Regions from separate parts of the Mus musculus genome. Here region 2 is linked to region 1. Evidence: chromatin loops called from intact Hi-C (ENCODE). Cell type or tissue: left cerebral cortex. All regions are shown on one strand.

Region 1 (8,000 bases):
AGTCAGGGTGGTGGTGGAAGGAGCTGCAGCATTTACAACAGTTGGAGCCACAGGAATGGTCACTGCAGTAGGAGCACTGTCCTTTTCTTTCTCAGTACTATCCTCAGCCCACAAACGATTTGAGGTACTATAGCATCATAAGCAGCAACACAAAAAGAGAAAAGGAAAACAGCTAAACAACGAAAGCCATTTCTAGAAGCTGAAAACAGGTGACCACAGGGATGGATTTTTTAAAAACACAAGATTAGTAATCAAACAGCTCACGCAGAGCTGCCAAAGAAATAAATTTTTATTTTAAGCAATATGATTTAAGACCTTAATATTTTTTCCCCAGACATGCATAATTGCTTGTTTTTTGTTTTTTTTTTGTTGTTGTTTTTTTGGTTTTTTTTGGAACCAATTTTTGCTTAAAAACAATTTTGACATGGTAAATAAAAAAATCCAGAGCCCACATTTGTCTACACAACGATGCATGCACGCACATAAGCACACAGTAGACCTGGACACAGACCGTCTCTGTGACTCACCTGCTCTGTGTGCCTGCGGAGGAGGAACCCGGGGGAGTCTTTGCAGCAGTGCTTGTGCTGGAAGGGAGGCTTCTCTGAAGCCCCGCTGCAGAGGTAACTGTTGGTGTTGATGTGGTGCTTGGAACACTACAACTAATCAAATCATCTTGTCTTCTACCAAAGGAGCAACTAAAGGAAAGAGGCATTTCTATGTAGGATGTGTCTGTATGTGGACGCTACATTCACTATCTCAGATATCACACAACTGCACACAGTAGAAAACAAACTGTGCTCCTCATCAGACCACCAGCTCCAGCACCAAGAGTTGGACCTACAATTGCTAGAGTATAGATTCATTTTACTGATTTGATGGTGTAGAATTTTATGCCTCCTCCTCCCAAAGCCTTCAATAACAGTCAACACTGAACATTTTCAGAATATGATAGACCAAAAATGGTCATGCCAAGCTGGTTCTAACAAAAATTGTGGAGTGGATTCATTCAAGGGAAATAAGGCATATGGCCCATCCGAAGAAAAGTTTTTTGCAATGGGTTAACTCCTCAGGAGCGACCCGTGTCTACGTGTATGTGTTCATATCTTATTCTTGCTTTCCACAAAGAAGTAGAACTCTCCTAGTCTCCATTATAACAGCATTAAGATTCTATGCTTTCATAGCTGAGTTGTAGTCCAAACAAATGTTCCAGATCATAGACAATAGCTAAATCGATTATGACAATATCCCATTTCAGACAATTTAGTCAATCATAAGAAGTTCCATTAAAAGTGCTAAAAGACATTTCATAATATTCCAAGTTTAATTAAATATATATGCAGAGGATAAGTTAGAATAAATCCACACCATCTTTATATTTACTGTGTCTCTAAATTAAATTTAGCACACAAAAAAGATGTAATATTTTAAAAAGATTTGCATAACTGATATTAAATCAGCGGCTATTTTTATAAGGACATAGAGAAGCCACTTATAAAGTACATCATACCTTCTATGGTAAGTGGATCCTTCATTGATCGAACTATTCTTTTTAAGATCATCTTCCCATTTTCTTCTTGTGTAAGAACTACTTGTTCGCAAACTTGAAGACTCTCTGTGGAAACAACAGCCTTCAGATTCTGGTAGGTAATTTTAGAAGAAGGATAAGAAAGGTATGTACTAGTGAAAAAGAGTAGATGTAAGGAAAATCCCATAGGGAAACTTCAGGATAGTTACCAAAAAGTGGGAGGAATTTTAGTTCTAGGAGTCAGTATATAATCCTAAATAAAAGCATTTAGAAGCATATTATTTATAAGACAAAATACTGTGATTCACAGCATAAGACAGATATGTAGGCATATATTATAAAATGACAAAAATATGTTGAGAGCCTATACAATATATAAAATGTTAGCTGAAAAAAATGAAGATACATAATTAGACACTAAAGCATGACTACAAATAAAAAGTTCTATAACACTTGAGAGTAAAAAAAAAGAAATTAAAAAAAAACAAAACAAAACCAAAAACACCCCAAAACCCAGACAGTGACCATGCAGTGTTTCCCTTTTCCTTCCATCCTCCCCTCCCCCCTCCTCCCCGCCTCTCTTTTTTTTTTTTTTTTTTTCAAGAGAGGGTTTCTCTGTGTGGCCCTGGCTGTTCCAGAACCCTGAGAGACCCCCCTGCTCCTGTCTCCTGAGTCTGGCTGGGTTCCCCTTTTGTATGTGTCTGAACCTATTTGTGTGTCGTCTGCTTTTGCTTTCCTTGCCATTCAGGAACACACTAAGCCTGCATGCTCTTGTCCCGCAGGACTGTGTACCTGGTGTTCTGCTGGTCCCGGACAGCCCTCTCTCTTCCTGAAAGCTCGCATCAGTCCTCACATCTAACACCAATGCGAACACTGCAGACTCTGCAGGGATGCACACAGCCGCCTCTCTGCACTCACCTGTTCTCCTTCTCTTCAATGTCAGATGTACTGGCTAGTCGTCTCGGGATTGTAGGGGTGACATACGCAAGTCTCGTTCCTTTGTTATCTTTCTCCTGACAACAGGAAAGTCATGAATGACAAAAGGTGCGATGAAAACATGAAGAGGCTTTAACACGTCTGTGACCGTGCAGTCCTTTCCCAGTTTAGCTCCTGAACTTTAATACTCATACAAGTCAGCGAGGTCCTCCAAAAGCAATGAACAACAGCTCAGCTCCGCCAGCTCCCTTTCCTGCCCCCCTAGGCTAAAGTTAGAAAATCACTTACTTCAGGAAAGGAAGAAAGATCCTTTATTAATGACTTTTTCTAAGGTTTGTATAAAGCTAATGTAGTAAGTTAAAATCCATTTATTTCTGTTGAAGACATAAAGTTCAAATGCAGTTCAACAAGGAGCCACTTACAACTCTGACAATCCATGCTTTCAAATATTAAGGTATTCTAAACAGACATTATCGAAATTGTATTACTGCGACGTGTGGCTGAGAGTATGTAGTGTTAGCGACACTTCCACACTGCCAATATACTTGGCAATAAAGTTATAAGAAAGCAAAGCATTAAAGTGAGTGGGAAAGAAACCTCATAGTAGAATGTCTAATATAAGGTAACATTCAAAAGAAAAATGTATTGAAAAAACTTAAGTAGCCCAATCACAGGCAATTCAGTAAGAGAACAATTTTGGTTGTACCTGTTTGATGCAATATAAACTCTTTCAAAATATAGTTAAATATAGTTAAAAGTCATTAAGACATACTTGTATAAGATAAAAAAGGTAGCTTGGCAATTGCAAATAATAATTGAATTTAACTTGATCATGCTTACATGCTAGAAAAAAAAATTGCGTTCCTTAACTCCGGGAAACTTACTCAATAATAAATAATATAAACCTGTTCATTCCCTAGAGCATTCTACTCAAAAAGCATGATTTGGAGGGCTGGAGAGATGGGTCGGTGGTTAAAAACATTCGATGCTCTTGCAGAGGAACTGGATTTGGTTCTTAGCACCCACACAGTGGGCCTACAACCATGTGTCGCTCCAGTCCCAGGAAATCCAACATCTTCTGACTTGTGTGAGTATCAGGCACGCATGCGGTGCACTTCCATACATACAGGCAAAACACTCACATGTATCAAATAAATAAATCTAAAAAAATATCAAGAAGTTTTAAAGGCTTAGTATCTCCTCAAATTTCTTGTTTTATGCAAGCACAACTGCTCTTCCAGGTACTCACAAGACAGGAAGGAGCATTCTATATTCTAGAGTCGGTGAGTGAAGCTGATACCCAGGATCTAATGGTGCTTACTAGAGCGTCTCTCTATTACCTTTTCTTTATTATCCAAAGAGGACGAGAGTCTCGGACTGGAAGCCGACCGCATCACCCCTGCAGTGTCTTTCTCCTTCTGGGCTTCTTTAGACGCACTGATTTCAGCCAGGGCACCGTAACTGCCAGTCTTTCGAAGCCCTAACCTCCAGGATGCAGGAGACTCATCTTTTCTTTCCTCTTCTTTGGGAGAAATTTTTGTAGTCGATATTGGAAACTGGTTTTTATTTCATAAAAGACAAAAACAAGTTACTAAAACCAATTATTCCTTAATTTAGAGATAATTAATTTCAGATAATGTCTAAAATTTTAAGTGATAGTTTTGGGAGAAAACACATTTACTAAGGTTAAGGTCGTAAGGCAAAAATCTAAACCTTAGAGAGTAAACAGATCGCCTTTCTAGAGGTTAGCTTTATAAACACACACTACACACTTCATATCACACAGAAGATGATGATGCAGATACAGAGAACAATGAGCACACTGTAAGGACTTGACCCATGCATCTTTGGAACCCACACTCATGAAGCTTGTTATGCCGTAACCCAGATACTTGCACTCTTGCACATAGAAGTGCCTCACCATGGATTTTTCGCCCTTACTGGGCACCAGCACAATGCCAGTTTTGCGCAAGCCCTGCCTCCATGATGCAGGATCTACTGACTCCACAGGCATGAGAGAAGCAATGAGATCAAACTAAAGCCAATTAAAATAAGAAGGGCAAGAGATACAGATTGAAAGTATGAAGACAGAAAAGGGAGGTGAAAAGAAAAAAAAAAAAAAATCAACCACACTTTTTTCCTATATTTCAACTTTATAATAAACTAACATCCAGTAGGAGTGTGGTGGCCCGACAATTGAAAGCCACTAAAACAAGTCCTAGTTTCCTCAAGAGGTAATTGGGAAGAATCTAATAAAGAAAATTCTTACCCAGTTAATGGCACACAGAGCAATATAGCACATGAGTGAAAAATTAGTACATATGGACTTTGTTTTCAGTGATTTACACACCCTAGGTGAAAATTTAATTTTCTAAGTAAACTTAATTTAGTAGTATTTTAAAATATTTTAACTTTAAATTTACTGTTTATTCTTCCTAATAAACATTAATCTGCAATTTTAGTTACAACATATTTTTATGCATAATTATTCTACTTCCCAGGGTTTTCACCAATATATTAGCTATCATGCTTAAAATACACTAGTTATTATCATTAAATAATTTACTTTATCAACTTCACCTTTCCAGTTCAAGAATTTTAATGCTCAATGCACAGAGAGAAGACTATATCAACTAAATATAACAAGGTATTGTTAATTAAAAAGAAAAATCTTTTGCATGCATGGTCAAAATCTGCTCAAACTGCAGGTTAGCAGATCTTTAGTGATAGTACCATGGTGCCAGGGACCACTTTTTTACAATATTTCTGGTAGCTTGTAATCATTTCCATCAAGAGTCTACTTAGTTCACATGACCCCAAATGCATCTGGAATTATTTCAGGATGTCAAACAAAGTAACAAGAATTGTACAGAAGGTATACTGTAATCTTACTGGAGTAGCTAGTACACATCCCAGTGCACAATCCTGTCTCTGCCTCTCTACTGCTGGATCATCAGAGTGTGTGCTGTTATGTTTGACCACAAGTAGCTATCTATGCATTTTGGCAACACGCATGCACACCAAGCTACACTCTGGGCTTTGCAAAACATTGATCATATGTAAATGAGCATCTTATGCTCTAATAAAAGTTTATTTAGGGGCAATGAAATCAAAATGTGTCAGAAAGTAGCATATTACGTATTTTCCCAAGTATTTAAAGATGTTAAAAACATTCTCTGCTTGTTTGCTATGTAAAAATAGGCATATTTTGTGAATTCCTGCTCCAACTGCATCTCCTGCAAACTGAAATGTTTTTCCACTGTGACTAAGCAGACAGCAGATACCATTTACGTGTGTAACATAGGCCAGCATGTAAGAGATGCCTGCTCCTATTTCTAAGCTAAGTTCTCATAACTCTGTATGAGTTATCTCAATATAACAATATTACAAGCACAAAAAAGAAATGCTACTATTGCTCTTTTAGACTTGACTAAACCAGAGCAGTAATAGCAATTTTAAAAATGACATCGCTATATTTTAGCAGTTGATTAACTCACTTTTGATAACCTCCCATTATATACATTAAGGATTTAGATCCAAGACCTGGTTCAAATATGTAAAAGTACCTTGCATTTTGATTGATACATGAAGAAATGTACTGAATACACTTAACTGTAATCCTCTGCTTGCACATTTTCTTCTTTTGCTTTTATAACAGGACACCCTATCTACACTTTCTTAGTCTTCAGACCACGTCTGGTTTTTTTTCTGGCTAACAACCTGCCTTTGCCTACTCTTTCAATTCAACTACTCCAAGAGTCTAGTCCCAGGTAGACTAGGCTACCTTTGTTTTTCTGCCAAGGATTGAAATTAGTTTCCTCTTTCAAACTAAATATTAAATTTATTAAACTTATTCTAAAATTTCCTATTCTCTACTCTAACCCAACCCTTAAATTACTAGCCTTAAGTCAGTCTATCTATCTATCTATCTATCTATCTATCTATCAGACTACTTACAATTGCATTTGGACCTTAAACTTAACATGTATCAATCACATACTTTGCCTTATAAACTTCACCAGCTCTATTACTAGTAACAGTGCTATTGTTATTTCCTCAATGTCCTGTGTGTCTTCACACTAATGTTCTTTTGACATTCTCTTTTATTGATAAGCCAGTGACCGTGTCTCTCACTGTCCTTCTGTGTTTTTAAGGCTCAAGGCTGTATCTTTTATCTCTAGTTGTATACCTATCATTGTGGGCAGTGTTTCCTCAGGACCTCATCCCCATCACCCGTCCTCACACAGGAACCTCCAGAGCAGCCTTACATAGAGAATGAACTCTCGCAGCACTGTTCGCACATTTACTGGGATTTCTTACAAGGAATAATTTATAAATTATTACTCTAAAAATGAAGGCATTCCATCATTTACTCCCATTTTCTGGTTTATTCTGTATATATGTACCATGACACTAAACTTCCTCTCCCTAGTAGACACCATGCCTGCATACTCACTGTTTCTCTTGTCAAGTTATGCAAACTTGGTAGCAAGGTGCTGGCTAGTCATCCCTTAATCTCTCTCAAATGCTTTCATTTCATGACTTAAAACCGAATGTAATTTCCTCACCTTTACATAGCTTTCTACACCAGGACCCTTATATGGCGGATGGTATATAACCCACAGCCTAAGTCAGTCTTCATATAATTAGTGTTCTGCTCAGCAAACTAAGTAGTCAGTGAACCAGAATAACCAACTCTGAGAAAATTCTCAATTTTTACTAGCTAGGAGACAAATATAATTCACACTTACTTGAAACTGTGAGTTGTTGGAATCCTAACAATACTTACTTTAACTAGAGAAAGTCGCAATTTATTATTAACTGACGATTTAAGGTCTAAAATCAAGCTGAATTTTTGTTGTTGTTTACCTTCAGCATGTGTGTGTGTGTGTGTGTGTGTGTGTGTGTGTGTGTGTGAAATACTGAGCATCATGCACACTGGGAAGAGCTCTGTTACTAGGCTACAGTCCTAGACCAAGCTGATGGTTTCCATCCTAAGATGCCCACAGATTATCAGCTGGGCATTACTCACAGGCTTTTTCTCTTTTAGTTTGGGTTTATAATTTAAGGCAAGCAAACTGAGCACATCTATCTTTAGCTAAATTAACCTTGTATACTAAAAGAATAGAAGTGACACGCAATGCTGTGTTATATGCGTCCATCTGGGATCTAGTCCTTGGAGTGAGTGCACCCAAATCCATAGTCTGGGCTCTGACAGACAAGGCTGGACAGCCTAAGATAACTCTGCTGAAAATCTTTAAGATGTACTTGTAAACTCACTCATAAGTAAATGTGAATTTGCTAAATCTCTCTTCATGTTTATAGAAAAAAGTGAAAAAACACTAAGTGCTAAATTAAAAGTGTTATGAAGTCTAAATATTGATATGTATACATACATATATATATGTATATATATATGTATATATATATATGTAAGCATATCATACTGTAAGACTCTTCTATCAGCAAAAATAATTCAGATTTTGAGTACCTAATGTCTTTAGTTTTGACATAATTGGTTATAAAATCTTAAGAATTT
Region 2 (8,000 bases), 380 kb after region 1:
TTCAGGTAGTTTCACTTGACTTCTCGCGTCTTGTTTCTAACTCTGATGACTTCCTTTTCGCCATTGAGGTGACTTTGTTATTAAGTTCCTATGTAAAGGTTTCGGTGGAGTTCCCTTGATGAGCTGCCTCTTCCAGCTGTCTTATTTTATAGCTGTCACTACGCACCATTTTATCGTATTTTCCACCCCCCCACCCCCCCACCCCACTATGTCTTCTGTGGTATGCGCTTCAGGGTTTTCTTTTCTTTTTTACTTTTGCTGGAAATTGTGATTTCATAAAAATCCCAAACAGGTAAATTCACAAAGACAGGAAAAGAAAAGAAAATAGACAAAAACCAACTACTCTCAACAGAACTCTGGATATTTTTCTCACGAGAATTTTTTTTTTTGAGTTACTCTTTACTTAATGACAGTGGAAATATGTTTTGATCTGCAAATTCTTAGAGCACAACGGAGTGGCCTTGCCAGTGCGTTATTTTGCTCTTTCAGGACTCTTGGGATAAGGAATTTGTCCACCAACAGTGTATAGTCATTTGTTTCCCATATGTACGCTTATTTAAGGCAATAAAATAGTAGTTGGGTAACTACCAAGATATTTATTAATAATAAATATGCCTTCGATCTGGGAGGAGTGGGATGGTGAATACGATCTAAATACATTGTAGACCATTCTTAAAGAATTAATGAAAATGTTATCTTACAAACTGAATACGCTTGACATTCTCAACAAAACGCATTCAGTATTGTTCCTTGAGAGTGAAAAGGACCTGTTATCCAGCAGTCATTTAGTGACACTGACAATATGAAGACTGACTGAGTTTTATCTCTGAGGGAATCAGTTCAAGTGAGGTCCACTTACATCACAGAACCTTGGACCTCACCTTATCTCCTTTCTCTGAAATGACAGTATCTCCCCGGGCTTGTCACACCTGTTTGGCCAGTCCTGAGCAGGGTTGTTCTTGCTCAGCACTGACTTGAAGGCGTGATGGTAGGATCCTGCTTTAAATAATATAGTGATAATTACACCTCATAGACATCAGAGTGGACTCTAATCCCTAATTTCTATTCATTATTCTCCCATTTATTCTACCATTTTTTCACACGTGGATTTATTAATCAAACACAACTGAGCTTCTCATGTTTGGACACTGTGCATTGTGCTGAATGACTGTGGCATCTGCCCCATTATCTTTCACCCATGAGATTCCATTGGGATGCAGTGATTGCCTGTCCTGGGAATAATGGTGTTTTCTACAAACCTGTCATTACACCATCATTAGGAAGCACTTTTGTTATACACGGGGAGGTCTGGAGATGATAAGCCCCAGTTCCTCACAGCAGGCTTCCCGAGGTGATCCTCCAACATGGGCTCACTGTGGTTATCACTTGTACCAATCCTTTTGTTGGTTATGTTATTCAGGTACACTAGATTTTTTTCTTTTTTCCTCTCTCTCTCTCTCTCTCTCTCTCTCTCTCTCTCTCTCTCTCTCTCTCTCTCTCTCTCTCTCTTTCCTTCCTTTTCTTTTTTCTTTTTTTTGGTTTGGCTCAAAGAGGATTGAATGTGGACTCAACGCTGTTTCCTGTGTAAGTTACTGAACTTCCTGGGACTCACTTAAAGGATATGTTTCTAGAAAAGGAAGATACTTGAGTAGTTTTGGTACCCCATTCTTAGGGTAATCTCTGGTTGGTATAAGAAAGACTCACAGTTTCTTCATCTGTTAGTTGGGTATGCAGCACACTGTGATGTCATCCACCAGGAGCTCTTTGCTCCTTGCCATGTCTACGTCAGTCCCGGGCTGTACTACCAGTTGTGTCGCCACGATGCCTGCAAATGTGGGAGCCCCTGCCTGTGTAACGCTCTCGCCCACTACGCCTACCTGTGTGGTCAGCGTGGTGTGCCCATTGATTTCAGAGCTCACATCTCCTTCTGTGGTGAGTATGACATCCCAGACAGATGACCAGGTAACTCTTTAGACAGTGTCGTGTTCATAATGGACACTTTTAATTTTTAAGAGGGATGTCAAGATTGTATACAAATTATTTGAAATGATCTCATGATGTATACATACTGAAAACAACTGAATCCCAAGAAATATTTAGATGAAAGAACTTATAACATACGACTGAGTACAATGTGTGTGAGAGACTCTTCATTTAAACTCATGGGACTAGAGGAGGGAGGGTAGGAGGGATGGAAGAAGGAGAAAGGGAAAGAGGGAGTGAGGTAGAGAGACACATGCAGAGAGAAAACAATAATAACTGTGGGGTTTTTTTGTTACTAAGTTAGAGTATGATAATGTATCTTGAAAGAAGAATTCAGGGTAATTTGAAAAGATATTGAAAATATTCTTACCTTGGAAATGTCATATCTAAATATTGAAGAATATGAAAAAGGAGGGTGCTTTGTGACACAGCGAATCTGTAGTTAAGTAGGTCCAGTGTGCCTCAGGCACTGGCTGTTTCATGTTCTTGGACTCTAATACTCCTGATTACGGTGTCTGCTGTCCCGTTTAAGGTAGACGGATTCGGTAGGGTCCTATGTTTATTTTTCCAGCTAAGAACCTTGGGCTTTTTTTTTTTTTTGTAAGATTGTTGAAAACCTGTTACATTTATTATTTACAGGCAGCCTTTGGCTGCTATAAGAGCAGGGCTCAGAGCCTGCAAAGCTGGAAACACTGGCCTTTTGGTCCCCTATGCAGAATAACTTCTGATGCCTGTTTTAGTCCTTCCTTCAGTCGAGGTTTCTCATCTTTGAGAGATCAGCTTAAAGGTCTTCCAATTCCTTCATGCTTCTGTTGCGAGCTAGTCTTTAATGACTGAGCCATCTCTCCAACCCAAGCCTTCTAATTTCTCTCTGTTTCTTTTGAGAGCATTCAATAGCTAAGCCATCTCTTCAGCCTGGCTTTTCCAATGTCTTGTTTTGTGAAGGATTTTCCAGTCCCACATGAGTGAAATACAAGATCTAAGACAACTAGGATTTATAGTCCTCTCCTGTGCTTCAAATTCTGTATTTTATATCCCTCCTTATGGCATTTGGAAATGCTCTCCACTCTTTTTCCCACTAAGGTACATTACACACCTAACATCATTTTAATTATGTTTGAATCAGAATGGGCAAAGTATTTGTTTGGTTGAGTTTTAGGCTTTTGTTTAAGTAAAGGGAAACATTTAAAAAAAGTAATATCTTTATTAATTATTTGAAATATTCATTTAATTTTCTAGACTTAATATATGGTTTTGGAAATATTATAAACATGAGCTCTCTATGCCATTTTACCATCTTTCCCTTCCAGCTCCTCCTATGACTTCCTACCCCCTCTCAAAGTTCTGACCTCTTCTTTAATTGTTATCATTGCATGTATGTGTATGAATATAACCAGCTGAGTCCCTTTAGTATTGCTCATATGTATATGTGTCTAGGGATGAGCACTTTGAAGTAGATAACCTACGGGAGGATTGTCTCTGGAGAAGACTGACTCTCAGAGTTACTCATTGCCTATAGATCTTCTTCTAGGGGTAGGAACTCATGGGCTTTCCCCCATGGACACTAGCATGTCAGCTGATATTGTCATTGTGCAGATATATTTTAGAATACTTTAACTAGCCTGCCATTTTTACTTCAGCTTGACCTATAGAGAAATTGTTTTAAGAACAATGTATAAACATTATACAATTATATACATATACATACATTATACATATACATATACATACATATATATATAATCAAATTGTGCCACATTTGTAGAGGAATAAATGCTTACTTAGGTCTCAAGAGGATGGGAAAAAGAGAATCTCAACTCACTGAGAAATTGCCTTCTTCAGATGACCTGTGAGCGTAACTGGACATTTTCTTGATTGCTAATTGATGAAGGAGGTCCTAGCCCACCACAGGCTGTGCCATCCTTGAATGGGTATTCTTGGGATGTTTAAGAAAGGGTAGCAGAGAGTGAAACAGATGCAGAGGCCCACAACCAAACACTGGATGGAGCTCAGGGACTCTTATGGAAGAGATAGGGGAAGGTAGGGTCGTGGGCCCCAGGGGGGATAAGAACACCGCAGGAAGACCAACAGAGTGAACTAAACTGGACCATTGGGGCTCTCAGAGTCTGAACCACTAACCAAAGAGCATACATGGGCTGGACCTAGGCCCCTTGTACATATGTAGCACATGTGCAGCTTGGTCTTCATGTGGGTCCCTCAACAACTGGAGCAGGGGCTGAACCTAAAGTTGTTGCCTGTCTGAGGATACAGGTCCTCTAACTGAACTACCTTGTGTAGCCTCACTGCGAGAGGATGAACCTAGACCTGCAGAGACTTGATGTGCCAGGGTGGGGGATACCAAGGAGAGTCTCCACCCCCTCAGAGGAGACATGGATGGGGGGATAAAGAGAGGAGAAGGGGGGCAGTAATCAAGATGTAAAGAGAATAAATAAGTAAATTAATTGGGGGTGGCGCAGCTGAATATGTGCCTGGAGAGAAGCCAGTAAGTATCTTTATGCCATGGCTCTTGACTCTGGTCCTGCTTGAGTTCCTGTGTTGACTTTTCTTTCTTTTCTTTTTTTCTTTTTTTTTATTATGTATTTTCTTCAATTACATTTCCAATGCTATCCCAAAAGCCCCCCCCCCCCACTCCCCTACCCACCCATTCCCATTTTTTTTTTTTGGCCCTGGCATTCCCCTGTACTGGGGCATATAACGTTTGCCTGACCAATGGGCCTCTCTTTCCAGTGATGGCCGACTAGGTCATCTTTTGATACATATGCAGCTAGAGTCAAGAGCTTTGGGGTACTGGTTAGTTCATAATGTTGTTCCTCCGATAGGGTTGCAGATCTCTTTAGCTCCTTGGATACTTTCTCTAGCTCCTCCATTGGGGGCCCTGTGATCCATCCAATAGTTGACTGTGAGCATCCACTTCTGTGTTTGCTAGGCCCCGGTCTAGTCTCACAAGGGACAGCTATATCACCGTCCTTGCAACAAAGGCTTGCTAGTGTATGCAATGGTGTCATCGCTTGGAGGCTAATTTTGGGATGGATCCCTGGATATGGCAGTCTCTAGATGGACCATCCTTTTGTCTCAGCTCCAAACTTTGTCTCTGTAACTCCTTTCATGGGTGATTGTTTCCAATTCTAAGAATGAGCAAAGTGTCCACACTTTGGTCTTCGTTCTTCTTCAGTTTCATATGTTTTACATATTGTACCTTATATCTCGCTATACTAAGTTTCTGGGTTAATATCCACTTATCAGTGAGTACATTTCATTTGAGTTCTTTTGTGATTGTGTTACCTCACTCAGGATGATGCCCTCCAGGTCCAACCATTTGCCTAGGAATTTCGTGAATTCATTCTTTTTAATAGCTGAGTAGTACTCCATTGTGTAAATGTACCACATTTTTTGTATCCATTCCTCTGTTGAGGGACATCTGGGTTCTTTCCAGGTTCTGGCTATTATAAATAAGGCTGCTATGAACATAGTGGAACATGTGTCCTTCTTACCGGTTGGGACATCTTCTGGATATATGCCCAGGAGAGGTATTGCGGGATCCTCCGGTAGTACTATGTCCAATTTTCGGAGGAACCGCCAGACTGATTTCCAGAGTGGTTGTACAAGCTTGCAATCCCACCAACAATGGAGGGACTTTTCTTTGTGATGGGCTGTGGTCAACATGTGCAACCCTTCCTCCCTCAAACTGGTTTTGGTCAGTGTTTTATCAAAGTGATAATGAGCATGCTATGATAAAAAATAATGCATTATGAAGATTTAAGTGTAATTCATGTATTTATTCAAATGTTTAAAAGTATCTTTGTAAGAACAAATAAATATGGGAGAAGAATTAAAGATGCCATAGAATGTCCGAGGACTAGGAATTTCACCTACACGTATACTGTTACTGAGGTCAGGGGTGCTTCCTCTCTCTGCCTCTCTCTCTCTCTGCCTCTCTCTCTCTCTCTCTCTCTCTCTCTCTCTCTCTCTCTCTCTCTCTCTCTATCTATCTATCTATCTATCTACATACATGCATACATACATATATACATACCTACCTTATATTTATTCATTCATTTATTTCATTTTGTTATCAAGTCTGTGATGTGTTCGCTGATGTAAGATAGTGTACGTCTAACGATCTATGTTTTTTCTGGGGGTATGAGTGACCATAACATGTTTCTTTGCCCGTCTGTGGGACTGTCTCCTAAGTGACACTTGTTTGTCCACAGCTGTGGTGTGTCAGAAGGGCATGCTGTACCACCACTGCTCGTCACTCTGCCTCCGCTCCTGCACCTCTCTCTCCTCCCCTGAGCAGTGCAAAGACGACTGTGCTGAAGGGTGCAACTGTCCTGAAGGCAAATTCTATGAAGAGACACTTAACTTTTGTGTGCCCATGTAAGTCACAGAGGGGGCTTGACAATAGCCAGATGGTACATGCTTTTCTTATGATAGGCCAAATGAACTTTTGTTCTTGTTTCTTTTAAATTGCTAGAATTTTCTTGTTTTATTTTGCTTTGTTTTGTTTTGCTTTGTTTTTTTGTTTGTTTCTGTTTTTTGGCTTGTGTCTTAGTTAGGGTTTTACTGCTATGAACACACACCACGACCAAGGCAAGTCTTACAAGGACAACATTTAATTGGGGCTGGCTTACAGGTTTAGAAGTTCAGTCCATTATCTGACAGGAACATGGCAGCATCCAGGCAGGCATGGTACATACAGTTGGAGCTGAGAGTTGTATATCTTCATCTGAAGACTGTTAGCAGAATACTGGCTTCCAGGAAGGGAGAATGAGGGTCTTAAATCCCACACCCACAGTGACAGGCCACACCTACTCCAACAGGGCCACAGCTTCTAATAGTGCTACTCCTTAGGCAGAGCATATACAAACCACCACACTTTGCTTTAATGTGCTTTTTGCTTAATGTGGTAAGCTATTCACAGAAAGATGCAGAAAGCAGGAGAGATTCTACTAGTTAACCCTGAAGTTTATTCCTACTTGATTTCTCCACACCCTAATCACAAACAAGATTTGTATTTCCCTGTCATACTAGTGGTAGAATTGTATTCTCTATTCTCACTGAGAAAGTTCTTAGCCCTCACAGGGAGCGAAGACTTTTGTTTTGCACATAGGGTTAAAATATACAGTAGATGTGTTTCTCCGAAGGTCATTCAGTGACTTTTCTTGGGACCAAACAAACAGTCCAGAACTATTTGACACTCCATATCTGCAGTTACTATGTCTAGTTAGTTGTCTGTCGTTTGCACAACATAGCTTTGTGCAGTCCCATAGAGTGGTGAAAGTCTATAGTGGCCAATTGCAGAGCGAAGAGTCAACAGTCATTTTGTTTGTGTTGGGAAAAAATTATATCTTATATTATTTACTTCACCTTTTCCCTTACAGATATCACTGCCGGTGTCATTATAGGGGGAGCATTTACCAGCCAGGGGAGCTCATTCCAACCCCCTCAGGCTTATGGTAGGTGTGTTAAAGAATATATTAACTATACATATATATGTATACCCATATATATATATGTATATCACATTAGAATATGGAATGTCTAAGGCATGTACTGGTGCTTGCAGAATAGATTTCTAAATTTAATCACCATGAAGTTAAACAAAAGCCCTTTACAATAAGCTTTTGTTAGTAGATGTTAAGAATAGGTAGGCATTCAAGCTACATCCTGAGGTCTTATAGGTTAATGGCTCATCTACACAGCTCAAAAAAAGAAAAATCAATTCTGGCATAGGTCTGAACCATAAGCCACATAGGAGTCACTCCTCATGATGGATATCAAACAGTGTCCAACCACACTCACAGACTACCATTCACTGTAGTTATGTCCTGTCTGCCAAAAATGCAGTCACGTCTGCATGCTACCCATTTATCCACACCTGTCTCTCAGGATCCTCCTTCTAGTTGCACTGCAGGGGCTCACAGCGGATCCCCTTGGGTAGACAATGACAGCGAGACAGGATTGCATGGTTTCTACTAACCTGGCACTGTTCTGAG

What was found. Hi-C counts contacts between places; a loop is a spot of excess contacts. Peaks named below come from ENCODE experiments on the same cell type or tissue, not always from the same donor. Only the 100,000 strongest peaks of a DNase experiment are listed, where the experiment ranks them.
Region 2: a loop joins it to region 1, with 2.5 times the contacts of the local background. A loop is called at or near these places in 8 of 42 quality-filtered maps.

What each region holds. Positions count from the first base shown.
Region 1 is chr10:108,245,452-108,253,451 of GRCm38, reverse strand. Ppp1r12a (protein phosphatase 1, regulatory subunit 12A) reads right to left here. Exons shown (of 25, transcript NM_001368736.1): 10 at 3,802-4,017; 11 at 2,444-2,538; 12 at 1,508-1,612; 13 at 528-695; 14 at 1-127. Among named protein-coding and RNA genes, the nearest start is that of Pawr, 83 kb to the left of the region's middle. In left cerebral cortex, no CTCF peak of the experiment used is centred here; a DNase peak (open chromatin) is centred at 3,503.
Region 2 is chr10:107,860,526-107,868,525 of GRCm38, reverse strand. Otogl (otogelin-like) reads left to right here. Exons shown (of 58, transcript NM_001177567.2): 19 at 1,723-1,932; 20 at 6,216-6,381; 21 at 7,386-7,460. Among named protein-coding and RNA genes, the nearest start is that of Otogl, 48 kb to the left of the region's middle. In left cerebral cortex, no CTCF peak of the experiment used is centred here; no DNase peak of the experiment used is centred here.